2 separate regions of the Mus musculus genome follow, and region 1 is linked to region 2. The links are chromatin loops, found by intact Hi-C in ENCODE. Cell type or tissue: heart. All regions are shown on one strand. Links, peaks and the distances in the headings refer to the core of each region. The heading gives the core; the rest is flanking DNA. Region 1 overlaps A530065N20Rik (RIKEN cDNA A530046M15 gene). Region 2 has its middle 35 kb from the start of Gm19866.

Region 1 (15,829 bases), core at 4,955-12,954, 100 kb before region 2:
GGCTGGCTGCATAGTGTATCTGAGGAATTAGGGAGAGGGAACAGCAAGTCACAGTGGCTCCCACATTCTAGGACTAGGCACCAAGAATGCAGTGGTAGCCATAATTAGCAAGAGCCCTGTTAGAGGAGTTCACAGCAGGAAAGGGAGGGAGATGTGTGGAGACAGGAAGAAGGATGCAGGAAACTTAAGAGAGCTAAAACAGCTGCCTTCAGGTTTGGAGGCTGACTGTGGACTTGCTCCCATTGTTGCATGTGTTTGCTTGGGCTACTTGGTATTGATTCTGGTAGTTGGGTAAAGTAGTAATACTTGGTTGTAAGACAAGAAAGGATTTTAAAGATAAGGCCTAGTTCTGACTTGCCACTGGCTGGGTGACAGTAAAAAACTCTTCTCTTGTTTTGTTTGTTTGTTTGTTTGTTTTTCTTGGTTTGGTTTGGTTTGGTTTGGTTTGGTTTGGTTTGGTTTGGTTTGGTGTGTGTGTGTGTGTGTGTGTGTGTGTGTGTGTGTGAGTGTGTGTGTGTCTATGTGTGTGTGTATCTTACCCTATTGATCATTAAACCAAGGCTGTGACAATAACCTTCAAGACACAGCTCTAAAGTAGGTGTGTCCTAGCACAAAATGAAAAGTTCCCTAGAAATTAGGGGGAAAATACAATAATATGCACACAAGCATTTAGGTGTATATTTAGTAGCTAGGTAACTTGACAGCCAGAACATTTATGGATGGGTGGGTAAATAGATAATGGATAGATGGATGGATAGATGAGTGGGTGATTGGGTAGAGAAATGATGATAAAGATAAAAGCACTAATGAGTTGATGATGGACAGATGAATAGACGGACGGACAAACAGATGGATGGATAGACAGACAGATGGACAGCAGGATGATGAAAAGAATATGTATGACTTATAATGCTAACACTGAACTTTCTGCGACGAATCTTCCACTGTTCCAAGAATGCCTCCTTTCTTCACGTCTTGATTTCCCTTAAAAGCAAACAGTGCCCATTTTGAACTTTCAATAGAACCCTGAAGCTTTTCATATTTCCATTGCCCTTGCCTTCCCGCACATCCTGTCACCCTTTTTTAAAGCTCTCCTGATCTATAAAAATCTGGGGATGGCTTTCCCAGCCTTTACCTCTGGTGGCGGTCACTCTGAGCTGCATTTGCAGAACCCTGCATTGTGTGTGCACAGCCTCACCAAGCACACAAAGTGCCTCACGTCCTGTAAAGGTGATCCCTTCCCAACCCAGAAATTACAGGATTTGCTGCCGAGGACCTTCAAAGACTTCCCAAATGTCCTCTTCTATCCTTTCGCCTTTATTCTTTTCCTTCTCTCACATACACCCAAGAGAAAGAGAAAGAGTGGGAGGAGAGAAAATTTGTTCTCCATATGACATTTCTGCTCATGCTAGTAGCCTTTAATCCCACAATGCCTCCGTCTGGCACTGAACAGAGGGCCAAGTCTTCTGTCACGTGGTCATAGAACTGTTGTCCATGACAAATTCTGTCTTCTAAAGAGAGACCTGCAGCTGGCAGGCTTCAAGGTCAGCCACTCTAATGCATCCTTCAATACGTGATCAGATGACACACAGTAAACTGAGGGGTAGAAGGGGGGCCCTGGCTGAAGCTTGTAGAGTAACAGCCATTTCCCCACAGGGAAATATGAGGCTAGACAGCAATGGCCCCAACCATAACGTGTGCCTCCTAGTCGTGAGACCGTCATTACTCAGTCTTTTGCTATGGATCCTGCACCTCTAAAAGTAGGAAGGCTCCTCTCTGAGCTTACAGTGGAGAACACTGAGTTCCAAATTACATCCTTACCCACATGGTAGGATTAGTCAGCAATGGTGACAGCACCTGAATCCAGCTTTGTCTAACTATTAGATAAATTAGATTGAGTCCCCTGGCATCCTGAGACCCAGACACACTGTCAAAGCACAAAAGGATAATTGTCACTAAGAGATGACTTTGTTAGCAATCTGACAGACTGGACTTAAACTGATTTCTGGCATCATAGGAAAGAGTGGATGTTGGACTATGATGTTCTTTGTCCTCGGGGCGGACACTGGACCATTGGTTGGTTTGTACTTAGGAGAGAACCATGTTTCTTAGAACTAGATGCCAGGATTACTGTTATGCAGGGAAGATGGCTTAAGCCCTGTCTGAAATTCAGGCTTCAGTTTTGTTAGTCTTCAGGAGCAGTCACAGTTTTTCAGGTGAGCTTGTTCCCCAGGTTACCTATGGAGGACAGCATCGACTGTTCCCCATGCTGGTGACTGAACTGAAGCCAGCCACCATCATCAACCTCAATCAGCAAGTCAGGACACATCCTGTACCTTCCAAAAAAAGCCCGGCGTGGTCTAGAGTTCCCTCCGGAAGAAGCTACAGGATTAAATCTGGGGTGGGTGAGAAAGGTTGGATGCCTCGGTCTCTCAGCAAGTCAGGCGAAGGGTGAATACTGTGCATCAAATGGATGAGCAGGACAAGCTCCATACAGTTGGATACAAGAAGAAAGAGACAGCAAAATTTAAACAGGAAGCTGGGCCATCAAAGTTGAGAAATTCCCAACGGAAGACATGCTGAGTCGTTTCTATACTACAACAGCAGCAGCAGCAATGGCATGGCCAGCTCATGAGTTCTTTTGGCTCCCAATCTTGGGGATCTATGGAACCATTGCTTGGGACCCGAGGTGAGGCAGCATCTCACAGCAGAAATGCATGGGAGATCCAAGGAGGGGCAGCCTCTCAATCCCCATTGTCCGCTTTCCTTCCGCTGATGACGTAATAGCTCTTGTCTCCTCCCAAAATACCACCTTCATTAGCAAATCTTTACCCAGAGCCTTTGGTGGACATTCAACCCCCATGCTAGAGCAGAAGAGCTCTAGAGAAGGGTGGCTTGAGTCCGTGTTCAAGCTGACAAAGGAGGGGAGAGAGAGCAAGGAGAACAGAGGCGTCTGATGCTGCAGCGGACAGGGATGGGAGGGGCCGTGAGAGACGAGCACTCGAAGACACGGTGGGGCAAACGTAGATAGGCTTTTATTTTTCCTGTGGGAAAGACCAGAGCCTTTTCTCTGTGAGGGAGTTGAAGCCACACAGTAGGGGTAAGCTTTTAAAGTTTACATGGAGGGTGGCTGAGTGCTCCGGTTGTGAGTGAGTCACAGAGCCCGACAAAATCCATGGAGGTAACAATGGGTCCTGCAGTATCTCTGCCATCGGAGGCTGGGAGATACAGGAAACTATTAGGGTCTTCCCAGGCAAACTGAGCCACCTAACACGAGGCCATGGGTATCAGGAAGGAAGAGGGAGCGAGGGAGCTAAGTGTTTGCAGAGCTACACTCCGTGGGCATTGCGCAGACCCCTCACAGTCTCTCCGAGCTTTGTGTTCAGTCAAGGAGACCCCGTGCCTTGGTGGCATTGGCCGACCCTAAGCCAGTGTCTTTGCCACACTTTCCCTAAGCTGTGGGCCTGCCCCTGTGTGAGCTCGGTCTTCCCAAGCACTCTCTCCACCAGCGGAGCCAGTGAGTCAAGGCTTCTTGGCTTTTGCTTGGAATCACAAGACTGAGAAACACAGACCGGTGTGACCTGTAGAGAGACTCCAGAAAGTTCTAGATCCAGGGCCTACAGACTATGTATACAGTATAACTGGTATTACACAATTCCTAAAAGGAGCATAGATTTGCCTTTTGATGTTTAAAACTGCAAAAATGTGAATCGTGTGTATTTGATAAAATTGAAGAATTAAGAAAAATAAGATACCCATTTACCCATGTTCTTCACTCAATTCCGCCTTCTCTTCAGCTGCTATCCACAAACAACAATTTATTGTGTAGCCACTTGTCCTAATTCTCTATTATTACAATTTCTTATGTATTAGAAATGCCCCTTTCTATATTGGTTTGTATTTTATATATTATATCAGACAACATATATTTTTCTATAATTGCTTTTTTCCCTCAAGAAGCCTAGCTATATTTTTTGTTTTTAAATTTTTATTTTAAAATACTAAAAATTCAGATAAAACCTTCTAAGGAGGTAATGCGTACCACCAGCCAAGTCCAGGGTTTTTGGGTTGTTTGTTTGTTTTGTTTTGTTTTGTTTTCTTCCTGAACCTGTATCTTGCTGCATTGTCATAAGAATACACTTCCTACCACTGGCACATTCTGGGCTCTGGGCATCCTGAGCAAGAACAATCATATTTGCCTCAGCCCTACCCCTACCCTCATCTCCACCCCACCTCCACTCCCTCCTACACCCCCACCTCACCTCCACCATCAACCCCCTCCACTCCCATCCCCACTCCCTCCTCCACCCCACCCGTCCTCCATCCTCATCCCCACCCCTACCTCATCCGCACCCTCACCCCCACCCCTACCTCACCCCCACCCTCATCCCCACCCTCACCTCTATCTCTACACTCACCCCCCACCCCTACCTCCTTCCCATCCCTCCTCCACCCTCACCCCTCCTCTTCCACCCTCACCCCACCCCACTCTCATCCCCACCCCTACCTCACCCCATCTCTCCTCCACCCTCATTCCTCCTCCATCCTCATCTCCACCCCTACCTAACCCCCATCCTTACCTCTACACTCATCCCAAATCCACCTTCATCTCCACCCTCACCCCACTCTTTCCCACCCCCACCTCCACAAAGGGAAGTCATAGTGACCCCAAATCCCAGAAACCCTAAGGAGACAATCCACTAGCTGACTGCCTTGCATCAACCCCTACCCTTCAGCCTAAAAGTAGTCAGTGCACCCTAAGAAACCAGGGCAGCTCCATCTGAGGAGAAGTTCGGGGTGAGCATTTACAATCCGAACATCTGTAACCTCCAAAATCAATGCTCAAAACACTGGTCTTTGGAACATTTCAAGGTTTAAGATTTTTCAGATTGGGGATGTTTGGGTGAAGTCTGTGGAAATATCCCCGGATCCGAGCCACTGAAGTCAGAAGCACTCTGGACAAAGGGCACTCACTGAGCCTGCTGTGCAGGCTGTGGCACTCATTTGCACTATCTTAACAATGAGCAATGAGAAATACATCAGCTTGAGATTTAGGGTCATTTGTATGCAGTTTAATTGGCGTGCCAAACATCAGGAAGAACACTTCACTGGATTTAACGAAAACCACATTGCTGGCTCATGAAGCAACAGTATGAAGCAGTCCGTCTTGTAGCACGCTGGCATGCGAGAGCGGTTAGAACAAGGGAAGGGAAAGGGCTGTGATCTTCTGCCCCCAGACCACTTTTCCAACTAATAACGGCCATTGTAATAATTACTGCTTGGCTCAATAAGAATTTGCCCCTTTAAACACACGGAATCACTGGCCGCCCCTGTTGTTGCTTCTGATGTTTTGGCACGACATTTAAAAAGTCCCAGATTTTTAATGAAGGTCAGATTCCTTCACAACAGGAAAACATCTGTCATAAACACTGTACAAATATTTATAGGGCTAAGCGGGCGGTGGACAGCTTCCCCTCTCTCCTTTTTAATCACGCTTGAATGTGCAAAGACAAACAAGCAAACAGCAAACATAGCAGGTGACAGAACTTGCCTAGGAGGCTCAGCCACACAGGGCCGCAGAGAAACGCCAAGAGCATCCTCACAGCAAACAAACTGTTGTGTGCAGTTCCTACTTGAGTTAGGTCGCCAGACTCTTTGGTTTATGTTATTTAATGACAGTCTCTTTTCCTTTCAGGTTTACTTTTTGTTGTGCTGGGAATTGATTGCATGCCCATGGTACCTGGTGGTGAGTTCCCCACCGCTGAGCTAACTCCCTAGTCCTGGTGGTGGCAATGGTGCTTCTTTCTCCTCCTCTTCCTCCTCCTTTCTTCTATTTTTTTTTTTTTTTTAGTATAGAGTTTATTCAGAACTTGGGAGGAGAGTTGAGAGGGTAGTGGAGACAGAGAATGGGCGGGGGGGGGGGGGGAGCTGGGAGTGGGGAGGGAATGGGGAGAGAGGGTAAGGGCGGGAGCAAGAGCATCCCCCTCCTCTTCTTCCCCCTCCTCCTTCTTTCTTCTCTTCTCTGCCTCCTCCTTCTTATGAGAAAATACTAAAGTAGCAAATGTGTGACTTTCTCCTGATAAACACCTCCCCATATTTAATCTATATGACATAACTAGATATGCCATGTTTACTATACACTACAGTGAGCTAATATTTACATGACACCAAAAAACAGACTAAAACATTTAAATCAGCTTCCCCCTCCACAAAAAAAAAAAAAAAAATGGAAATCACAGCGGATGTTGTTGCTAATGTTCAATTTTAGAAAAGTCTGCCTTTCAACTCCACCCCTCCCCCCCATTTCTACTGTCAACATTAAAGAAGAAAGAAAGAAAACTGGAGCAAAAATGAGAAACAAAAACACAGAAAATCAGATTTGCACAATAGAGCTCAAGTTGTATATGGAGGAGAAGAAATAGCACTAGAGGTCTTTATTAGGAGAAAGTTCTCAGACTCATGACACGAATGACCCAGCTTTCCGGGCCTGACTCTGAGGTGGGCATTAGAGCATCAAAACCTATGAAGGCAGGAGATGGCAGTGTTGACGTTCCTCATATCTCACCTCACGACCTCACGACCTCACGATCTCAAGACCTCACCTTGCCAACTCGGGATCTCAAGACCTCACGATCTCAAGACCTCTTCTCAATGACCTCACCTCAAGACCTCACTTTGCAACCTTACCTCGAGATCTCGAGATCTCACCTTGCCAACTCGAGATCTCACGACCTCGAGATCTCACAACGACCTCACCTAATGACCTCACCTCGCTACATCACGACCTCAAGACCTCACCTCACTACCTCACCTCGCAATCCCTTGACCTCACCTTTCACCTTGCGAACTCGAGATCTCACGACCTTTCGTTCTCAACTGCCTCTCCTAGCCTCACCTCGTGATCTCACCTCATGACTTTACCTCTAGATCTCACAACCTCTTCTCACCACCTCATGACCCCTCCTTATGGCCTCACGTGCAAATGATCTCTATAATCATCAGACCTGAATTCAACAGAGCAATGCAAAGATGGCTCAACATTAGAGAGCCAATGTGTGTGTGTGTGTGTGTGTGTGTGTGTGTGTGTGTGTGTGTGTAATTAAAAGGCCAAAAAAGAAAACCCATTCAGTCAGTGTCTGCATTTGCCCCACCCCAGCATGGAATTCTGATGACGACAACAACAACAACAAAACTTTCACCAAGCCAAGAACATAAAGTAACAGCCTTGATCAGGCAAGACACCTACAAAATGTCTATAGCTAGCATTATTCCCAATAGTGAAAGACTGGATAGCTCCCTTAAGACAAGGAACCACATAAAGGTGCTCTCTCCTACTACCCCTTGACCATACTGTCCCTGTGGCTCTAATTAGTCACGAGAAGCTAAAATGGGCAAAAGGTTGAGCATAAACTTCATTGAGGAAGACCTGAAAATGTCAGGTAAGTACAGAAAAGACTTCCAACAGCCACACCCACAACACAAACAGAAATATATACTCAAACCACATTGGCATACCACTGTACAGCAGATTAACTGACTTGAAAACCTGCCCCCCAACTTGGCAAGAAGAATGGCAGCTGTCTGTGCTGTTCTGGGTGGTGGAGAATGGACGGTACACCAGCTTAGAAAACAGCTGGGCGGGCTTGGAAAAGCCAAGGGATCCCTTAGAAAGTATCTTGTCCTTCCATTCCTAGGTACTTCATGAGATAAGAAAAGAAACTTGACTTCTATACACATGTTCATAGCAATAATATTTACAGTACTCTAAAAGCTTGGCCGTGTTGCTCAGTGACTGGGTGTGCGTCCAGTGTGTCTGAGGCCCTGGGTTAAAGCCTCATCACTCGATAAACAGAAACAAAGATAAAGTAAAATAAAATAAAAACAGTGCCCATCAGCAGCATGTAGAGAATTGCAGTATGTCTAGATCATGGAATACTTTCTAACACTGCAAACAAACGACTATCTGCATTTAGGATGACAGGATTAGCCTCTCCATACACTACCAAGTGAAACAAGCCAGCAACAATCTAATGGATGTATGTTTCCACTTACATAAAATTATAGAGGGTGTAAGCAGATCTACGGTGAGAGAAGGGGCTCAGTGGCTTTCTAGAGGTAAGGAACAAAGGCAGAGTTGAGGCAGGAGGATTGCAGAGGTCCGAGGAGACCCACAGAAGGTGAATGGGATCAGTTTTCTTCAAGGGGCTGATCACTGATCAATTCACAACTTGATCCCATAATGGCAGAAACTTCCAGGTGAGATCTGGCTGAAAGAAGTAGGTCACTGTAGTGTGCCCTGAAAGAGCATCTCTTGCTCCCCACCCCTGCTTCCCTCTCCCTCTCCTCCCTCTCCCTCTCCCTCCCCCTCCCCCTTCCCCTCTCCCTCTCCCTCCCCCTCCCCCTTCCCCTCTCCCTCTCCCCCTCCCCTCCCCCTTCATAAAGGGTGTGAGGTGACCACCTTCCCCTGCTACTTGCTTCCTACCATGAGGTGGAGCCTTGCCTCCAGCCTCATCAAAGAGCCACCTGCTGGGAATATACACAGAATCCATCTCCACTCCAGGAAAGAGACAAATAAGGGAGGGCCGAGGGACCAAGGCGCCTGTGCTTATTTCCTTCTGTGTTTCTCCCTTGAGGCTTCAGAGACGGTCTTTAAAAAACATTTAGCCAAGTCCTTAATGTGTTTTACCAAACACTTTTCCCCTTGATTTCTAAACCCATGTGTTATTTCAAGAATAATAGAAACCATGTGTCCCTGACATATTTACACTTAAATCATCAAGATGCTATTTTGTTAGAACGTTTTGATGTCTTTGGAGGGTTTTTTTTTTTAATGGGACCCTCCTAGGAGCAGCAAGTCCCCATCACAAATAAACAAATAATTAAAACAAGAAAAGGCCTGAGTCAGGACCCAGTTTCAGACGAGGCTCGTGGGACAGATTTGAGACTTGGCAAGAGGTGTCATTCTCCCCTTGCCTCGGGAGAGAGACTGAGAATAGAAACTGGTGTCTGACGGTCACTTCTGAGTTGCGTAATTCTGTTTATGGCTCCAGAAGAAACCAAGAGAACCCGAGTTCGGGGAGCACCAATCTGATGATGCTTCAGAACTCAGTCTTGCAACCAGGACCAGAAAAGTACAACACAGAAGCCACGCCGTGAGACCTGATAAAGACCAAAGGGGGAGACTGCCCAGAAAACCACACCCTGGAGAACAGTCAGCCATGTGTTCAGAAAACTCCCCTGGGTCCCAGAGTCCCAGTGGTCCAAGCTGGGGCCTTCCTTCCTCTTGAGACACTCTGCGGCTCATAATTCATAAGCCTGCCCCATGAACCCTGCTATAGTCCAAAGATAGTTTATAATTGTGCTTTGCTCTCTGTATGTCCAGATCCTTGGAGAGATGACAAGCGACTCACAGAGCCTTCCCTCAGCTTCCCCAGGATGCCACTGGCAAAGGGGACAGAGTGGGCATTGGGGGTCAGACAGCTGGAATCCTAGCACCACCACCTACCAACTGTGTGAGCCTGGGCAAGGCCCTTCGAAAGCAGTGTCTTCATCAGCAGAGGGGACCTGATGAGGATGCCTGTTCCTTTGGAAGGGAGTGTGAAGCTGGGATTCATGTTCCTGAATACCAGAGATCTGAGGTACCTGAAGCTACCGTTCTGACAGCTCACTGAATGGGGAAAAGATCTTCCAATGATTACTTAAGCAGAGGTTTATCCTTACTTCACAAGAGACTTTAGTAAAACACACAGATGTTACATTTAAGGAGATGGTCCACCAAATGTTGTTGGCTAGTCTTCCCGGGCTAGTCACCTCATACATACCTCTTGGTTCCATCAACTAACAACTCTCTCCTCCACAAACTGCTGTTTTCAACTCCATAGTATACAGGGCATCTCTGCTTGTTTTGAAAAAATCTCTTAAGGAGCACTTCAGAATTTTAGAACTGGAAAATGCCCTTTCCCCAACTTTGTAGGTAAGGAAGGAGCTGAAGTCAGCAATGTGGAGGGACTCATGCAAGATCACAATGGTGTCTGCTAGCCTTTGGAATGAAGACTTAGGTTGCTTGGTTTCCAGTGGCCTCCTCTTCTTCCCCTTCCTCCTTCCCTTTTACTTCCTCCCCATCTTCCTCCTCCTCTCTTCTTCCTCCTCCCCTTCCTGCTCCTCTCCTTTCTCACCCCATCTTTTTCCCTTTTAACAATGTTATTATATTTAAAACAGAATTCAGAACCAACAGACTGTTTTTAAAAACTAGCCTTATCCTCTGGACAGATGTACCAGACTCAGTCAGAGCTTCTGGCTAGACATTAATGAAGAGTTTGGTCTCTGAGTGTCCTCACTTCTGGGTGCCAGTAGCATGTTTGTGATTACCCAAAAACTAGGGGGAATTGATGGATTTGGAAAATATTTTTGGAAGATTTTGCTAAAGAGGAAAAGAGGGCATCTGGCATGTGTTGGTTGGCATATTATTCGAGAGGAGCACAAAATATGAAATACAAATTGTCAAATACAAGGATGTCTGAGATGTTCAGGACTGCTGAGCTGGGTAACCTGCATTCTGGTCAGGCCTGGAGAATAGTTTCCATCTATCCCCAGAGCTCATGCCACTCTGCCTGACAAACTTGGGCTCCTGAACTGGGTCCAGGCATCCAGGTGATTGTGGTTGCCACGTGTCATTAAAAATATATCCCGTGACATTCCATCTACCACTTCATCAGGCTTCCATGAATGGAGGCTCCAAGGCAGAACAAAAAACAAACAAACAAAAAAAGCTGACCAAGTTGGACACCTGAAGCACGGATGTCTTTTAAGGGAGGGACATGGCTGGTAGCTGTTGAGGTGGCTCATAGTTAAAGGTGACTACTGCCAAGCCTGCCAACTTGAGTTTGATAATCAGAACCCACAGGGTGAAAGGAGAGAACCAGCTGCTGACAGCTGTCCTCTGAACTTCACTTGTGAGAAACAGTGTATGCTCACTCATATTCCCATATGTAGAGAAGAGAGTAAGTCACATATATTGTGACAAGGGCTATGGAGAAGAGATGGAGTCATATATAGTGTGACAGTGTCTATAGAGAAGAGATGGAGTCATATATAGTGTGACAATATATATAGTGGGCTATGGAGAAGAGATGGAGTCCTCTGCAGTATGGAGAAATCTACAGAGATGGCCTCAAACCACAACAATCTTGTCCCATATGAGGAATTCTTGCCCAGGCCACTGCTTCCCAAGCAGCTAAACCTGGAATGCAGCCCAGATGTTCCCAGTTGTGGGAGGGAGGACCAGGGTGGGAAAATTCAGGAGTCCCTTACGGATGGCAGCCACCTTGTCTCAATGTCAACAAAACAAACAAATAACCCTGCCAGGCAAATGCAGTAGGATGGGTGGATGCTTTAAAGCTAACACTTACTTAAGAGCAGTATTTATTTATTCTTAGGTAATATCATACAAGCATACAAAGTAGCTTGATCATATTCACAGGTAGCCTCCTGCCCAACCTCATTTCACATTTTTGGGGGCTCAGTTTCCTCTTCAGAAACATGGGCATTAGGATAGTGAGGTTTTGCTGTGAGATTGTAGACACTGGGAGTGGTGCCACACACTTGCAATTTCAGCTCTCTGTAGCTCAAGGCAGAAGGATCACAAGTTTGAGGGTGGCCTAAAATACAAGGTAATTCCCTGTCTCAAAAAAAGGGGGCAAAAATCACAAAGACAAGGACCCTAACCTTCTGAGGTAGGTCCATCTAATGCCATTTGCTGTCATTTTGCTGATAACAAGAGGTTTGGGTATTTAAGTAACTTCTGAGGTCAGGCAGCCCCTAAGTAGCAAAGTGGCTTTGAATCCCTGTAGTGTGTGCTACAGAATATATATATATATATTTGCAAATAGCCATTAGCACAAGGCACTGAGGATAGAAAGTACCCAAGGTCAGGTCATGTGACCACTCTGTAGCAACTCCATCAGTGGAAACAATTGAGAAATAAAGAGAGACAAAAAGGAGTCTATTTAGCAGGTTGGAAGAACGTTACATAAGAGGGAGGGTTCAGATCAGTGCCGAGTCCTCCTTGCCTCAGAGCAAGCTTGCCCCTCACCTTCTCTTAGCACCCTCATTACTCCAGCAAATTAAGAAGTGACATAGAATCGCCCCCTCCTGCCACTTTACCCTGAGCCCCTCTCTCATTTAGCCAGGTTAAACCATCTTCCTTAATTACCAGTGGGAGCCCAGTCTTGCACAAGCAGAGCATGGATGATCAGTTAAAACAAGGGACCTTTGTCTGGCGCACACAGTTAGGCATCACAGTCACCTTAATTATGCAATGATGTCACCCGCTACCCGGGGGGAAGTTCTGAGGCTTAAACCCTGGGAGGCCCATGAGTAATGAGCACTGTGTAGTTCACCGCCTCTGCAGAGTGGCTGCACATGGGTAACTGGAAGAGGAGACTGGCGGGGGAGGGGGGGGGGGCAGAGAATTGTGGTCAAATCTTGATTCTGGCATCCTTGAGCTGTGCGATGTTGGAGAAGTTCTCCCCATTTGGGTAATAAAGTAAAAGTGTGACTTATGTGGTTGGAGTGGTGTCTCAGCTGATAAAGTTCTTGTCACACAAATGTAAGGACCCACGTTCTCATCCTCACACTTGCATAAAAAGCCAGGTCAGGTGTACCTGATATCACACCACTGGCCAGGAGGACACACAAGAGGGTCACTCCATCCAATGGTGAGGTCCAAGTTCAATGAGACCCTGTTGCACAATACTGAAGTAGAGATCTCAAGGTCAGCTTTAGAATGCGTGTGGACACATGAACACACACACACCACAGAAAGAGAGAGAGAGAGAGGTAAAGTGATTGAAGAAGACACTCTGGCCCCCACGTGCATGCACACATCCCACAGCCCTACACAAAGAAGCCATTTCCCACAGGATGGAGAGATACTAGTGAAGCAGGGTGTCCATGCCTAGGGCAGTTTTCAGAGAAGAGAGTCACATATGTAGCAAGGGGACCCTTGGCAGTAAGAAGATCCCCTCCCTTGCCACCCAAGGAGAACACAACTGGAACTTCCTGTCACTAAGGCCTGGCCTCACGATCAAGTCACATCACTTCTGTGGCCTCATCTTCTCTTTGTATAATGCACACTGACGTCGGCCGGGCTTTGCTTGGGGACCCTGGCTAGCAGAGGATGTTCATTTACTCCTAAACACAAATGGAAGACAAATGGCTGTTGGGGCACAGATGAGGCCTGTGGTTTCTTCCGGACAGAGAGAAAGTTTGATCACCAGCTGCTTCCAGGGCTAAGCCAGGCTCTTCCCTAAGGGGAGGGGCTGCATCCCTATTCATCCTGTCTTCTTACCATCGCATGAGCTGCTGGGGCAGCATAGTCCCTTCATCCCCTCATCTCTTCCTTGTTGAGGGTGGATAAAGGCACCTGTCTCCCTCCTTGTAGGCCAGTAGGATAGCCAGATGTCTCAACTCTTCACTTTCCACAATGTCCCCTGTCAGCCAGCACACAAGTGCTGAATCTCTGGTCTCCCTCCTGCGGTGACTCCCAGCACTGGGGTCTCAGCCTTTCCCAAGAACAGGTAGGGAGTTTCCTGCCTCTGTTCAGGTGGTGAGAACACCAAGGCACTCACTGGGATGTAAGCACAAGGGGTCAGAAGTGTCACTTGGTGGGACTTTCTGAATGTAGGTACACTGACGTGTGTAATCACACATCCGCACAGGTGACATTCTCTCTCTCTCTCTCTCACACACACACACACACACACACACACACACGCACACGCGCACGCGCACGCGCACACGCACACGCACACACACTCACACTCATATACACATACACACAGAGACACACACACACTCATACACCTATACACTTATATGGAAAAATCCTCATAAGTACACAACTCATCCTCAGATGAACACACTTCACAGTCTCAACCTTAAGCATACAGACTTGCCTCTCACAGAGCCATAGGCACGCTCATTCACACACAGTCATCAATGCACACACATGGGAACATACACCTTTACACTCACTCACACATTGCCACGCATGCACGTGCACACACACACACAGCCATTGCCACACAGGCACATTGCCCACCTCCACATGGGCACACTCACTCACACAGAGCCATACACGCCCATACACACACAGGCACACGAACATTCATCCACCCACGGACATCAGCACACTCACATGCATTTGCACAAACTCACACGCCCTACACCACCCACAAAGGACATAGAACTCCTCGTGTACCGAACTCCATCTCTACCAATCGGTAAGAGATCCAAATCCTGCGTAGAACTTTCTTGAGATCACAGGGGGTGGGGGGTGTTTTTTAATGATGAGGGAACAGGCTTGGCACTGAGGCATCAGAAGCCAAGTCACAGAGCTGACGTGGCTTCATTGAATCCAGAGGCAGCCCTGGTATTGTGTGCTTTGGGGAGACATCCCACCATGAAGACAAGGCCACCCATGGAACGTTGTCCTCTTGCTAATCCTAGGCTTATTTACAGTGTGAGTCCTGGGAAACAAATGTCCCAGCCTTGCACATGACAGTATCCTCGTGGGTGAGCTCTTCCTGGTTTGGGAACTCTTGAGAGCACCTGGGAGAGGCTACACCCAACCATAGTGAGTGTGGCGCTCAGGTGGCCAAGCCCCAGTCAGGACACTGGGAAGGCGGCGGGGGTGGGGGTGGGGGCATCTCAGCCATCTCCCAGGCCACTATCCCACCCTGCTGCATGAGTGGGCTGCTGGAGACCCGAGCCCACTGGGGACTGTGTGGGTGGGGTAAGACAGTGCCCAGCTCTGTGTGCCAGCTCTTCTTACTAAAGAGCCACATGCGTTGTCATGTCAAATGAGGAAAATATTTTATTTTCCACAGAGCCTGGGGGCTTCTCATCCTGGCAGAGAGGATACACACACCAGAGCACTTGGGCTGCCTTGGAATTTGAGCAGACTAGCGAAGAATGGAGCCCTCAAGACCAGGCAAGCTGCTTCCATTCAGATGAGTCAGCAGTCCACTTTTTTTTTTTTTTAAATTGGGGCTCATCAGAGCTACAGTTTCCACTCTTATGAATATGAGAGACATTTTTTAAAAACATATTTCTTTGTCTGAAATAAAGGTGCTAAATCCTTCTCTGGATGGCCTTAAGTTATTAATCACTTGGTTCTCTAGCTAGTGAGGCCAGAGAAAGCACATTTCCCCGAACCTTGTCACCACACACAAACTTCCCTTCTGCCACATTGACTCCCCCTCCTTGAAAGATTCCTGAGCCCAGCTGCCTTCCTGAATTCCTTCTCCCTCCTCTCTCTTCCCTCGCACTTGTGGCACAGAGCCACACTTCCATGGGAGCCAGGCTCACCCATCCCAGAAAAGCATCAGACCAGAGTTAAACAAGATAACAAAAGGAAAGGGAGCCGAATTCCCTCACAGCTCTGGAGGCTGCCAGAAAGGTGTGGGAAGGTCCATGTTCCCATGCACACTCCAGGGAGGGTCTGTCTGTCTCCCTGGCTGTGGCAGCATTACCCTGGTCTCTGCCTATGTCTTCAACTCCCCTCTCATGTATGCCTCAATCATCTTTCTCTTATGAAGACAGCTGTCCCTGAATTGGAGCCCACCGGGGAATCTTTTTCAACCTCTTTAACTGATTGCAGCTGCAATGACCCCTTTTCCAATAAAGGGACAGGAGTCTACAGATCCAAAAGTCCAAGAGATTGGCCACAAGTCTTTCCTGAAGCCACCATTCACCAAATAACTGCCACAGCACACAGAAAAACAACCAGCAATAACATACATTGTAGACATAACATAACATGCCAGAC
Region 2 (15,829 bases), core at 2,851-10,850:
ACAAATTAAATGAGTGGTAGATATTCCCTGCTATCTTTTCTGCTGTGTTAGTCAGAGTTCTTTAAAGGAATAGAACTGATAGATGGATGGATTGATGGATGGATGGATGGATGGATGGATGAATACATACTTAGATACATACATGCATGCGTGCATGCATACATACATAAATACATATGCATATATGCATACATACATATATACATAACAATACAACAATACATACATACATAGATGCATACATATGCACATACATACTTAGATACATACATACATATATGCATACATGCACACATACATGGATGGATGGATAGATACATGCATACATACATACATACATAGATACATACATACATGCATACATGCACACATACATACATAGATGGATAGATACATACAAACATACATAGATACTTAGATACTTATATACATGCATGCATACATACATATATACACACATAGATACATACATGCATAATACATAGATACATACAGAGATAAATAGGTAGAAACATACATACATATACATGCATACTTAAATACATACATGAATACATACATACATGCACACATACATACATAGATGGAGGGATACATACATATATACATACATACTTAGATGCATACATTAATACATGCATGCATAATACGTATACACACATAGATGCATGCATCATACATAGATATATACATACATGCATAGATAGATAGATAGATAGATAGATAGATAGATAGATAGATAGATAGATAGATAGATAGAGGTAGAATTTATTAGAATGGCTTGCAGGCTGTGGTCCAGCTAGTCCAACAATGCTGTCTACCAATGAATTCAGTAGTTGTTCAGCACACGAGGTTGGATGTCTTAGCTGGTCTTCAGTATATGTCAGAATCCCAAGGAAGCAAAGCAAGAGCAAGCAGGCAAAGAAGAGAAGCCTTTTCTCTCCCACACCCTCTATATAGGCTGTGGCAGAAGATGTGATGCAGATTAAAGGTGGATCTTCCCGCCTCAAAAGATCCAGATTAAAAGTGTGTCTCCCAGCTTCAAATGATTCAACCAAAGGGGGAAAAATCCCTCCCAGGTGTGCCTGGTCACTTCAATTCCAGATGTAGTCAAGTTGACAACCCAGAATAGACATCACACCTGCCTTACAAGTGTCACCATGATCATGCAAGTACCCGCAACATGTTCAGCTCTGAATAGGGCATTGGGAGGTGGGAGGGATAACCTCAGCCCTTAACAAGCACATTACATCAATATCGAAACCAAACAGGAGGGGAGAGATGGCTCAGGGGTTAAGAGCACTGACTGCTCTTCCAGAGGTCCTGAGTTCAAATCCCAGCAACCACATGGTGGCTCACAACCATCTGTAAAGGGATCTAAAGCCCTCTTCTGGTGTGTCTGAAGACAGGTACAGCATACTCATATACATTAAATAAATAAATAAATAAACAAACAAACAAACAAATAAATAAATGTAAAAAAGAAACCAAACAAATGCGTCTGAAAACACCTGCAAAATAGTGCACAGCCCAGTGCACAGCCAAACCATGAGTCTACTGACAGGATGTACCTAGACATTCTGTTGCACGAGCTTCAAGACCATTGAGAGACACAAATGAAAGATCAAGAGAAATTTTGCTGAGCCATGAACCTGGGGGATAAAAATTACATTCAGCCACATGTAGGAGTGAAAACAGCACAGGAATTCACAAGACATGTGAAATGTTACTACTCACAGGCAGCACAGATGTTGCTTGCAAACAGAAGTGGGCTTGAGAGTCTGATACAGGACCTGGATGACAGAGAAGGCTAGGCAGAACGGGCCAGGCTGGAAGGCCACTGAGATTTGTGGGATGCTTTTCCATCCTGAAGGCCCTGAACAAACCTATTCTGTGCTTGTCACCCAGTCCTGTTACCTGTGTCCTCCTTGTTATTCAGCCACAACAGCCAAGGAGAAAGGACGATGCTTTATTAAAGTGCTGTAGAAAGAAACCAATATCCACAAATGAAGGGTCCAAGGCTCAGCGGGGGCATCAACGGCCAGGCTGCACCCAACAGCCTTGAACTTTCCCCTAAGGGGTCTGAGCCCTGTGTGGTTGGTTAGGAAACAAAGCTCTGGACACCAGAGTTTTGGAGGACAGAGGAAAAGGAGAGGGAAGATAGTGTGTGCATTGGGGGTTGGGGGGGGTGTCTTGTTAAGTTTATGGCCGATTAACATTTGCCATAAAGCAGACTCCATCGTTCAGAGAGGCAATCTCAATATTAACCGCAGCTCTTTGATTGACAGAGTGCTTTTCTGCCCTCCACGGCTGTCAGGGACCATTTAGCTCTCTCTCTATTTCCCAAAAGTGATGCCTGTTCTAATGGGTAGTCTAAACACATGGGTTATACATAGGGAGGCCTGACTTAGATGCATTTCATTGGAGCAGAGCTTGCCTCTGTCAGGAGCTGGAGGGAGGGCTCAGCCAATCAGGACAGTACACCCTGTGTATGAGAACAGAGTGGAAGGAAACCAGGGGAAGGAGCCAAGAGGCAAACAGAGGAGAGAGCAGAGGTCAAGGAGGAGGGGCAGAGGAGGGGGATAGCAAGATTGAACTCTGACATGCGCTGAAAATACAAAGTTAAAAATCCATTTAACTGAAGCATAAACAGTGTATACTTACATGGTTTGGAAGGGGACTGCAGTGAAAAGTCCTCCCCTGTCCAAAGCTTCAGTGTTGAGAGGACCTTTCCGGCACTAGAGTCAGTCTATGACTACCTTCCTATGGTAAAGGCACTCAGAATCCATTCTTCTTGTTTGGTTTGGTTTGATACGAATGCCATTCACCTTATGTTCAGCTGCCCTAAAATACAACGGCTTGCCAGGACTCCCTCCTCTCAGAATCTAATCTCAGAATCAGACTAGCTATGACCAGTCAGACTGGCTCCTACTCACCCCTACTCCCCCAACCTCCCACCCCTCCCCACCCCTGCTCCCCAGCATCTTGGGACCATTCTACTCTCAACGTCTGAGTCAATTTCCTTAAAACTTTTCTTTTTCTTTCAGGGTACATCTGGTCATAAATGAAAATGTGAAGCCTCATTTTTCAGACTTGAAGTGAATTTCATAATTTCTAAGAACTCAGCCTGGGCTCTGACTATCTCAACACATCTTATATTTCATTTTCAACTTATTTTGCTTCTTTTACAACAGATCCAAGCAGCACATATAACACACAACAAAATTTCTGTTTTCTGAATTCTTTTAAGTGGGTTCTCTGCTCTCTAGGGCCAGTATAACCAGTGCCATGATGTTCTTCACTTTGGGAAAGAGTCAGTATTCAAATATAAATCTAATACATGTACTAAATGATGGCTATGAAGTTTTTTAATGGGCTCACTCTTCTAACTCGACACATGTTCATAGTAAACTGAAATCTAACTAACAAAGTCATCTAACTTTGTCTTCTGAGGTGGAAGTAGTGGTAGTAGCTGTGGAACCTAGAGCCTCATGCAAGCACTGTATTCTAAGTCAAAGCCACAGCTCTTAATTTTACCTCATATAATTTGGTCAAAGTCATGAAAACTAAACAAATTAGAAACTTTCAAGAAAAATTATCAAATCTTACAAACCTGAAATAAGCAATGTTAAGTATCTAAAGATAATTACTGTCAGAGAATTTCAACAAATACACAGAGAGAGAGAAAAGAATAAAAACTGATGGGTAGACAGGTAAGCAGAAGGCAAATAAGAGATGAGAGATGATAGAGAGATGAAAGATAGATAGATAGATAGATAGATAGATAGATAGATAGATAGATAGATGGATGGATGATAGATGGTCGATAAATGATAGGTACATGGATATATTGATAGGTAGATGGATGATAGATAGATAGATAGATAGATAGATAGATAGATAGATAGATAGATTGATAGGTAGATAAATAGATGATGGATAGTAGTGGATAGATTGATAGGTAGATAAATAGATGATAGATAGATAGATAGATAGATAGATAGATAGATAGATAGATAGATGATAGATAGATAGATAGATAGATAGATAGATAGATAGATGGCAGATGATAGACAATAGATAGATGATAGATGGGTAGATAGACTGAGAGATAGGTATATAGATAGACAGGCGATAGTTAGATGATAGGTAGATGGATAGATATATTGGTAGGTAGGTAGATAGTAGATAGATGATAGATAGATAGATAGATAGATAGATAGATAGATAGATAGATAGATAGATAATAGGTAGACAATAGATAGATGATGAATAGGTGGATAGATAGATAGATAGATAGATAGATAGATAGATAGATAGATAGATAGTAGGTAGATAGTAGATAATAGACAATGGCTAGATAATAGGTAGTTAGATGATATAAGTAGATGAAATAAATGATTTGGATAGATGTGTCATTTTTAAAAAATTATTTATGTGATGGTATTTTGCTCTGTGTGTTTCCTGGATCCATGGAGGCCAGACAAGGGCTTCAGATTTCTCAGAACTAGAGTTATAGACAATTGTGAGCCTCTATGTGGGAGCTAGGAACTGAATCCCGATTCTCTGAACAGTCAGAGACCAGGGATGTAAGTCAGAGGTAACACAGTTGCATAGTATGCATGGGGCCCTGATATGAACCCTAGACTACAGAGAACAGACATGCCCACAAGCCAATCTGCTGTAGTCAATTTGTCTATGGAGGCTCCCCCTTTCCAGGTGTGTCTGAGTTTGTGTCATGTTGACAAAAGCCCGCACAAACAGGAACTTTAGTTATCTACTTCTGGATAGCCTGCTTGCGATTTTTGGAGGGCACACTTAGATTATCTCTCAGATAGACTCTTGCCAAACCCATTCCCTAGGGTCCTTCTTGCTCCAACCTCACTCTTCTCAGGTGTGTCTAGGTTTGTGTCACATTGACAAAAATGAGGTCACCAAGAGAGCAGTTTGAGCACTTTCTAAAGCATACATTTGAGGTTTACAATGGTAAGAACTCAGGCCTGGGTGAGTTCCCTGGGTCCAATCCCATATACCACCACTTTCAAGCTCTATGACTTTGAAAACGCTACTTCTCACATGGGTAGAGTTCAGATCTTTACCGAGGGGATTAAGTTAAAATGCCCACAAGCCAACGTGAGGCAATTCCTCAACTGGGGCTCCCTCTTCTCAGGTGTGACTAGGTTTGTGTCACATTGACAAAAATGAGGTCACCAGTATAGATGGACCCTGACCCAAAATAACTGGTGTCATTGTAAGAGGGGTGTTAAGACACAGGCACAGGGTGATCATGGGAATGCATGTGCAGAACATGGTCCTCTGAAAGTGAAGGAGGCAGGACAGGTTCTAGAAGAGCCTGCCCCAGATGACACCCTGGTCAGAGGGGATGTATCTCGTTGTTTAAGCCACGCAGGCCTGAGGAATGTGGTTACTGGGGCTTTAACTGATACATGTATACTACTGCCTCAAGCTTAATCGTCTGCACTGAAAAAGTAGGAAATGATATCTACCTCCCAAAATTGCCAGGGAAATCTGTAACATATTGCCTGGCACGTGGAATGTCCTACGGAGGAGAATAACGGCAGTTAGCCCATGCTGAGGCATCCCTTCTTCCATGAGGGACCAGCCACAGGACAGTATAGTATAGAGTAGAATTTATTCAGGGCATGGGGAGGGGAGTTAAAAGGGTAGTAGAGGCAGAGAGAAAGTAGAGAGTGGAGAGCAAGAGGGCAAAGGGCAAGAGAGAAAGGAGGGGGCAAGCAGCCCCTTTTATAGTGGGTCAGCCGTACCTGGCTATTGCCAGGTAACTGTGGGGTGGAGCTTAGACAGGATGCTAATGAGGGTGGTGGGTAATTCCTGTTCTAAGTTCCTCACTGGCTCCCCACTACCCAGAAAAGAAAATCCAACCATGTTAGCATGGCTCCATGATCTAGTTCCACAGCTCTCCACTCCCCACTTGCAGACGCTGTAACCATTCTGAACAGCTTAGCTACAGCACCATGTTGTCTGGCTGCCCTGAACTTTGCATCCTTGTGGCTTTCCCCTCCTTTGCAATTCTGTTCAGACCAAATATTCAGTGCAGGTGTCTTCTCAAGAGGCCTTTCACTGCCTACTTCTGCCCCCTGCTGAAACAGGTGCCCACAGCACTCCATCTTACTTCGACTGGGTTACAATATCCCTGTGTAACGAGTGTTCCTGCCCTATCACTTTCCCGGTGGGTTCTGGGTTCCCTGAGAGTTCAAACCTGATTCATTAAGTCCCCAACATAGATCCTGGCATAGCCCATGAGCTAATCATGAACTATGATCTGTTGAATGAATGAGTGATTCCCTTCGTGGGCAAAGGGCCTTATGAATGCTCCTATGGTACACTCTGGAGCTCGACAACACATTCAGTGCACACGCAGGCCCCAGTATCAGCCAAGTCACATGCAAATAACTGCACGCATCAAAACAATAAGAATGTTGGTTTGTTTTTTAAAGTTATATTCAGCTGGAAAAACCTTGGTGTGCAAGCAATTTACCTGCATAAGCCTCAAAGGGTAACACTTTTTAGAAAAAGAAGATAGGATATGTTCTGAAAAACTAAGGAATTTATTTACAAGCATTCTCAGGGCATTTTTGGCCACCAAGCATCTCTCTCAAATAAAATGCCAAGAATGTTTCTGAGGGCAGCAAACACCTATCACTCACTTGGGGGGGCTCATCTCCGTGCTCCTGTCACCACAGGGGCTCCTCTGTGCTTTACAGTCCTGCTTTCTCTGCTGAGGGAACAGCAGCCCTGAGCAGGAGATCTCAGAGCTCAGTCTACACTACAGCCATTTTCCCACATAAAGGCTGGCCAGGCTCTCCTGGTCGAAGAGGGCATTGTGTTCCCCCAAACACTGGCATGGTGGGTCTCTGTGAACTCAGCACCAGGAGTTCTGGACTAGTGACTTCTACACTCTCAGATTCCATTTTGGCTTTAGCTACAAGAACCTGGAATCACGACAGTGCATTGATCTCTCTCTCTCATACACACACTTATCCTCAGAAGATACTTCCCCAGACCCCTTCAGCAGAGGTCGGACCGAGTTCTCTATGCTTGCACAGCTCTGTCTAATCTCTGTACTTGCACACCTATGTTGAACCTCTATGCTTACAAACCTATGTTTACTCTGTTTACACACCCATGTTTAATCTCTATGCTTATACACCTATGCCTAAAGAATAAGTTAGGCATAGGGAAATAGCAACAACAGCTACTCGTAATGAGGTAGACTAACAGGGGCCAGAGAGACTGTTCAGTGGTTAAGAGCCCATACTGTGTTTGCAGAAGACCTGAGTTCAGCTCCATTACCTATGTCAGGCAGCTCACATCTGCCTGTAAATCCAGCTCTGATGACTTAACACCCTCTTCTAACCTCTGTGGGCACCTGCACTCACACACACACACACACACACACACACACACACACACTCAAAAATAACTATTAAAAATAGAACAACTATACCAATCTATAGCAAGATACTAACAAACATCACTATTCCCATTCTTTGGAGCCAATATTAAATAAAAAAGGGGGTCACTTGAACACAAACACTGAGTTATAGATACCCAGCATGGGGGATTTTTTCACACCTTGGACGCACGGAGTAGAACAGACCAAGCAATCATACACTCATCAGGCTTATACACAGTTTAGAACATGGTTTTTCTTCACATTCGTGGACAATGGTTAGGGTCAGATGACTAGGACTGCAGAGGGGGAAGCTGTGTTGAGAAGGCATGGCTGTACACTGAACTGCTGACTGGTAACCTCACCGACTAACACTGCTGCCACCCCTCCTCCCTCTTGAACACAACATGAAATTGTCAGACTCCCTCAGGAACTTATCCTACTTTCAGAGAGCCTGAGAGTGGGCTCTGAAGAGGCCCTTGCTGCAGACCCTGGCCCTACTCATAACACCTGTGTCATCTCCCCGTGCCTCAGTCTCTTTATCTATGAAATGGAGACAGCCAAATGATTCAATGCATGTGAACAGAATGCAAGTTGTAAAGTTCACAACAGACTCTATTTTTAGGGGAGAAGATTTGTGCCTGGTACAATTGAGGTAAAACTTGTTCACTACCCCAGCAGCTACTAATCTTTTGAAAGCAACCTGAGAAGTTTAAAATATATGACATAATTAAGAAAATATATTTGTTCTTGCCATGTAAAGACTTATTTTTTAGTACTAGAATCATCTAAAACCATATAACGTGTGTACATACCACATGCATGTTTTACATACAAGCACACAGATACACATACAAGTTCATTAATACATACAAGCTATATCTGTCTTAGGAATAAAGTTGCATTAATATTCTACCTAAAAATGTGTTTCTTCTGTTTTAAACTGAGTGACTTGAAGCCAGGTATGGTACATCATGCCTTTTATCCCAGCACTCAGGAGGTTGGAGCAGTCAGATCAAAGCCAGTCTAGGCTACATGAATTCCAGGGCAGGCTACAGAGTGAAGCCCTGTCTCACAAAAACAGGTACCATAGTTTGATGCTGCAAATCCTGTTTACCAAACTACCGGCTCTTGCATTTTGCTAGGTTTAAGAATTCAAGTCTCCAAGGCAGAGAGCCATGCGCTAATGACCTTTGCTTCATAAGGAGTATCAGCAGTTTGTGCTGAGTAAGGACTCTGACATCAGATCATGTGGGTGAAATGCCATGGCTCCTGTAGCTGTTTCAAAGGTGACATTCTGCAACCATTTGCCTGACAACAACAACCAGAAGGTCAGAATAGTACGCAGAAAAATAAAAATGCCTCTTGTTCTTCAAGTGTGATACAAATTCCCTGTCCAAGGCAACACGTTGGGTGTGGGATCGCATACAGGAGAACGCTTGTGCAGGTGATGGGCACAGATACTCTGGAGAGCCACAGAACATGACATAAATAAATAACTGCTGTGCTGTAGATTCTTAGCTACCCAGGCAAAGAGCAGCTCGCTGCAAATGTGCAAGCTCAGAAGGGATGCTCACCTTCAGGCTGTGGTGGGTGTGTACTCTCAGCATCAGCTGCCGCCTGCAGGGCCACCAGAGTCTATGCAGCATCTGCCAGTCACAGAGATCCAGGTGAGAAAGAAAACAGACCTACCAGCCACTTTCAAATGGCAGGGTTCATACCTTCAGTGGAAACACGTAGGCTTCACAATGCCCACTAAGCCATCTATTGCTCCACTCTTTGTTCTTTTCAAAACAATTTTAGACTCTTGGGGGCTTCTGCCTTTGTGTGAGTGTCACGGCGCCTGCCGATCAAGTGAGGCATGTCTGTGTAGCTCCAACTCAGCTGATAGAAACTGTAGCAAGTCCAACAGCTAACACATCAAGCTGAGCTTTGACAAGGTTGAAGAAACTGCACAGTATGCTTTTAAAAGTTGACGGTGATCCCTATGGAGACGCTCAAGACTTCAGTACAGGCTACCCAGCATGCACTGGAGCCAAGGAGGTGAGGTTTGAAGTGAGTCTTGAAAGTTGGATGACAGGCATCTGTCTAAGAGATGGACAGCCTTGCAGTGTGAATTAGGGGGTGGGAGGAGTACAGTTTCAGGGCACAGAAAAGCAAGCAGCTAAGTTCCGAAGTTGGGAACCAGCTTAGTGTACTTACAGAAAGTCAGGAAAGAAGCCAGCGTTGAAACCTGCATAAAATTAGGCTGCCTCGGGTGAGACCGAGCCTACCCACCCTGACTGACACGCCAGGGCTTGTCACTACGAACTGTTTTTCCTGGTGCTTCAGGCAAACTCAGTACCAAAGGAGCGACGGACCTTCATTTTATACTCTGTGATTGCAAGGTGGTCTCTTATCATCATCTCTTATCATAATTCTGCATGATGATGTCATAATCCGTTTGCATGTACCTACGCACTCCCTTTTCCTTAAGGATGTAAAAGAAGATTGGGTTTTTTTGAAGATAATACAAAGCCCAGCAAAAGACCATAAAACTTCATGAGATGAGAGAAATAATAATATACAGATGAGAAGGAGACAAAGATGAACTCGGCACTCATTACAGACCACACAGAGCTCTTTGCCTCCCGACAGCATGAAGAGAGACTTGATGGTGACAGGAACTTGGTCATTTAATCTGTCATAGTCACACATACCAGTAAGCCATCAGCGGCATGAGGGATCATCCGCATCCCGCCCTGTCATTTTAGGAGGTGTCAGGTGAGGCTCTGCAGCCAGCAAGTATGATCACAGAACTGGGCAGGGCAGACTGAAGCAGCTTTCAGAACTAAGGGAACTCCTTCAAGGGGGGAGATTAAGAATTGGAAGCATGCACTCAAGGCGGGGACCCCCGCCATTTCATCATGCACAAATGCTGGGGAGGGGCTCATCAGGCCCCACCCTTCACCCTCACTGAGGGACTGTGAGCAGTCAATAGCCACTGGAGCTGTGGGTGTTGTTAATCATGTGACCGCTGATAAGCTGCCCACGCTCCAGTAAACGAGTCGCGAACTCATGTTCATGCCAAAAACCATAATTAGACATAAATAGGGAGTACAGTCCAAAGCAGAAAGGGGTTTGCTGGCAAGAAAGGTTTCAGTAGGAGACGGAAAAGCGTGAGAGAGGGTGATGAGGACGAAGAGACCCACTGCACCCCCCCAAATAAATACATACACATATAAATTATTAAGGAATAAAATTTTTAACTTATTTTTTAAAAAGCAAACCCATGACTAGATACCACCTTCCATATGGTCTAGAGGGTCCTTCAACAGGTGATGTTTCTTCTGCAAAAGCTATTGTGGAGATGTGAAGGAAGGAACACTTTAGGTTCCCAAATAGCTTGTCTAGCTACTGTTGCCATGTGCTGGCTCAACCCCAGAAACCAGCACAAGGCTGGTGGGACAGCGAGACACCTGCACTCTGCACATCCTTCAGCATCGGACCCACTGCCGAGTGTGTGTGAGATCACCGCACACTCGCTCCCCGATGCGTTGACACAGGAGGTTTTTAGTTGGGGGTTTATTTGCCTTAGGGAGTGGCATGACCACATATCCTCATCCTGTGGAGAACGTGTTTTCAGTAAAGCTATAATTCAGTCATTTGGGTCTCTTTATTTATGAGGAACGGCTCCCTGGGTTAACTTTATATTGTCCCAAAGGAAGAAAGGCACAAAATGTAGGCATAGTTAGCTGAGGACCGCTAGACATAGCTGCACTGTCCCGCCATAGTGTAGCAAGAAATAAATAGGACATCACAGCCATGTGATCAATGGTAATAAGAAGAATAAGAATTCTAAAAGACACAAACTAGAATGGAGACAGCCACATGAGGTGTTCTGGGAGATTTGGGAAGAAAGGAAAGCAGCAGTCACAGCTACACACAAGTCAGCGGAGGGCTCTCCTTAGCTACGGTGAGGGTCATGCTCCTGTCGGAGGACATAGGGCAGGAGCCAGGTCTGCAGCTGCTCCCTTCTCCAGCTGCTCATCTCTGTTCAGGCCCTGGGCCAGATGTATGCAGGGCTTGCTTAGTTGATTACTGGAGTCACTGAGCAGAAAACCAGTGCAAGCACAAGGACCAGGGTTCCATGCCCAGAATCCTGGGATGTCCTGTGCTCAGAGCTACATAGCTGAGGAGGTGGAGCCAGGAGGGTCCTCGAGGTTCGCTGACCAGCCAGTCTAGAATAATTACTTAGCTGCAGGCCAATGAGAAGCCCTATCTTTAATAATGTGGACAGTGTTTCTGAGAATGATACCCAGCATTGTTCTCAGAATCCATGTGTATATATACACACACACACACACACACGCATGCACACATACATACACGCACACATGCACATTCACACATGCACACACCCATGTGCACACATACACACACATATGCACACATGCAAACACACACAAACACACACACACATGTGTGCACACATACTCACACATGCACACACGTGCACACACACTCACACATGCACATGCATGCACACACTCACATGTGCACACACACTCACACATGCACACACTCACACATGCATACACTCACATGTGCACGTCCTTACTTTGAGAAAAAAACGTCAGCAGCAAAAGCATTTGATTTTCTCCCTGAGGACTGACACAATGTCCAAGGGCACGGACAGCCCCCAGTCTGTTACTATTTGGGGAATTTCCATTCTTTTACAGTTTCTATAATTAGATGAGTTTTTCTTTTAATTAGAGGAAAAAAGATTTATACCATTGTGAAGGAATATTTTTAAAAATTATTATTAAAATACTATCCTGCTATTCCTCTCTCTAGCATGCCAAATGTTTTTCTGTCATAATTCACAACATCACCCAAAGAAGAGAGCTCAGACACCCCTCAGAAGACTTACTTGTAGAAGGCTGCTAGACCATTGATGACTTCATAGGACCCAGAGTGGGCTGGCAGCATGCCCGACCATCCACCTTCGAGAAGAAGGCATCCTCTTGTGCAAGTTATAAAACAGGTCTCAGCCTCTCCAACTGTGTTAGGTTTGTCATCAAGACTACAGAGTTTCAAACGACCCTGTGATGCAAAACACCAACCCACTGGTTAGTTTACCAGATTGCACACCCAGGATTTCTCAGAATATTTTTTTGTGAACCCCGATCTACTGAGTTGTTCGTGTGACAGAATGGAACTTTGCTCAATGAACTTCCTCCTCAAGGTCCTTTCCTGCCCTAAGCAAAGAAAACTGATATATTTCAACTTTATACATTCATTCTGTTTTCTGACGTTTGAGTTATTTGATCTCAGGCCAGTGTGGGCCACATCTAGCTGGCTCCTGTTTTGTTGTGAACAACCTGGAATCTCAGTGCTTTTCTGGCCTCTGGTGAGACACAAGTGCCTCTTGTGCATTTGTGCCAGACCTCACATCCCCTTGTTCTCTTGGCCCATCATTCCCATTGCTGGCTGTGACCAAACTGAGCCTGCGGTGGCTTGAGAGCCAGATTTTCCCCCCCTAAAGCTCTAGTTAAAATACCTTCCATGACTCAGTCAGCCCTTTACAGGAGCCATCTCCAGCCCAGCCAGGAATCAGACCCCTATTCTCTGTCTGACCCTGACTCTCCTCTACCTTCCATCCTGCAGTACCTTTTCCAACTCCCAAACTACTTCTTATCATTTTGTCTAGGACACACACACACACACCTCCAAAACCATAGATGGTTGGAGTTGCAAAGAATCTCACATAAATTAGGTAAACTCCACCCCTTTGTTTACATTCAGTGTAGCACATTGCAAAAGCAGAAGTTCCAAGCTCCTTAGGACAATGTGGGTTAGACTCAGCCTCCAATGAGGCTGAGGTTATGAAGGACTAAGAGTGACCACACAGGGAGCGGAGTGGCATGCATCTATTAAAATAGTAGGGGTTGGAGGGATGGCTCAGTGGTTAGGAGTACTGGCTGCTCCTCCAGAGGACCTGAGTTTGATTCCCAGCACCCACATGGTTCCTCATAGTCACTGGTAACAACAGTTCCAAGAAATCTGAAAGTGTCTCCAGGCAACAGGGACTCGAGAGATACACAGACAAGCATGCGTGCAAAACACCCACACACGGAAAATAATAATAATAATAATAATAATAATAATAATAACTTTTAAAAATAATCTAAGACAAAATGAGTCATTTATTTTTCTTCTTTTAAAAATGGTAGGGGGCTGGAGAGACAGCTTGGCAGTTAAAAACACTGGCTGTTCATCCAGAGGTCATGAGTTTAATTCCCAGCACCTACATGGTGGCTCACAACCATCTGTAAGAGATCTGATGCCCTCTTCTGTCATGTAGGCACACATGCAGATAGAGTGCTCATATACATAAATGAATAAATCTTAAAAAAAGAAATTACTAGACCGTCTATGGATTTCAGTCTTCATACTACTATTTAGTTCCTATGTCTAAATATAGTTTAATGCACAATATATACTAGCAGAGCATGCATGTAATTTAGAAATAAATGCAATGTGGTACACACAAAGATAAATGCTTTCATATATACATACATATATATGTGTGTATATAAATTATTTTAACTGATGGGGTTGTACTCCATAAACACACACACACACCTATCTCAGCTGCCAAACCAATTGCTATACATCTAGAATCCCCAAGCTTGCTGGCTCATGCCTACTGTTAGCCCAGGAACTATTGAGCCATCTTAAAGAGGTCCCTTCCTTTGCACACTCCTCAGCTCTTTCAAATGCTTGCTTTGTAAAGCCACACCATAAACCCTGTGGCTTCAGGTGATTTCGATCTGTTCAGATTCCTAAGGACGCTTAAAGGCAATAGCTCCATTTAGATCATTTATTCTCTGAGAACCGTAGGAAGGGTAGGTGGCTAAAGAGTTCAACCTCTTCTTGCTGGGCACCTGAGCAATGAGTTTATTTGGGTAAATTTCTGGAAATGGAACAAGACCTAATTGAAAGGCAAGCATATGATTAGGGGTGGGGGTGGGGGGAGATCCAACTGTTAGGACGAGCAGGATCAGGAAGCCTGTGACCAGCAGGTGCTCCACCAAACGCATGTCCTTGCCAAGTTCCAGAGATGGAGTCATAGCAAGCTCTCGTCACCCCTTGCTAGATCCAAAAGGACAACATGAAGTCTAAGAAAAACAGTTCGCCTCTGATTGCTCATCCTACATAACAGACATGAGAAAGAGATGCCTGCGGAGGTAGACACCTGTGTTAATTACAAGAACCCTGCAATTAACTCTTTCAGAGGGAAAAAAAACCAGTTAAACAATGTATTCTTGCTATTTGTTCCTAGGGCTAAGGTCAAGTCTAGTGGTATTGAGAGAAAATCTATGTTTTTTTTTTTTTTAATGAATACTCTGTTTAGAAAATGACTGGCTTGTCTTGATAGACCTCAAGGGGAAAACATCAGCTGTGTTTCCTAATGATTGGACAAAGATTTCCAAATGATTATTTAATCTTTTACATACAAAGTTTAAAAAACAAAACAAAACAAAACAAACAAACAAAACACCAGACCAAGCTAGCCATCACCTGAACTTTCTGTGGAATTCTTCTGTGAGTATTCTTTAGGAGAATATTGTTTCTTTTCGGTCATTATTCCTCTGACCTAACTCTGGTCCAGCATTACAGGCAACTCAGTTGGAGGTAGAGTTAATTATGCATTCGTTGGAGATTCTACTCCCCAGAGCTAGGCTGGGCAGCTGCAGATCTCCACACCTGTTGGTCACATTACATGTCCAGCCTCACCCAGCTCAGGAAGTTATTATTCCTTCCCAATTCCTTCCTGCAACATTTGCCAAGCAACAGCGGTACACAACACTCACTTCAACTAGAATTACAATGTATCCACACAGAGTGCCATCCAAGGCTCAGCCCTGCCTGCCTGATAACTCACAGACGCTCACAGACACTAGAGGAGGAAGCCGGGCCATTCTCCCCACTGAAGCCCTTAGGCTTTGAGTCAAAGGGAAAGATACAAATGCCTGTTACATCCAGTAAGACTTCAGTCACTGCTTATACAAAGCTACTTGAATGGCTTCAAGAAGGTGGGTTTTTTTTTCTCCTCTCAGCTTTAACACTGAACAATAATTAAGCCTAAAATGTATATTTGAAACAAAAACAAAGCCCATGTTTTACTTATGAGTCTCTTAGAATCTAAAATCCTAAGTGTTCAGAGCCCATCGGTATGAGGACAGTAGCCTCTAACCAAGAATTGAGCTTCAGGGGCATGAGAAGTCCACATTAAAGCACCTTAGCAGTCAGTGTAGCTGAGCCTTGACTGAGAGGGGATCTCTGTCCTGAACAAGATGGGAAAAGGAGTTCAGAAGAACTATACTAATTAATGAACTAAGATCTGAA

Evidence for each region. Hi-C counts contacts between places; a loop is a spot of excess contacts. Peaks named below come from ENCODE experiments on the same cell type or tissue, not always from the same donor. Only the 100,000 strongest peaks of a DNase experiment are listed, where the experiment ranks them.
Region 1: it touches region 2 in a loop (2.4-fold over the local background); 2 of 42 quality-filtered maps call a loop at or near these places.

The regions. Positions count from the first base shown.
Region 1 is chr13:60,047,492-60,063,320 of GRCm38, reverse strand. All of the region lies in intron 1 of A530065N20Rik (RIKEN cDNA A530046M15 gene), which reads right to left. Among named protein-coding and RNA genes, the nearest start is that of Gm35193, 10 kb to the right of the region's middle. In heart, for the core only: a CTCF peak has its summit at 8,522 (motif pointing left); DNase peaks (open chromatin) are centred at 8,500 and 9,110.
Region 2 is chr13:59,943,290-59,959,118 of GRCm38, reverse strand. No RefSeq gene overlaps it. Among named protein-coding and RNA genes, the nearest start is that of Gm19866, 35 kb to the right of the region's middle. In heart, for the core only: a CTCF peak has its summit at 6,124 (motif pointing left); a DNase peak (open chromatin) is centred at 10,458; H3K27ac peaks cover 201 bases.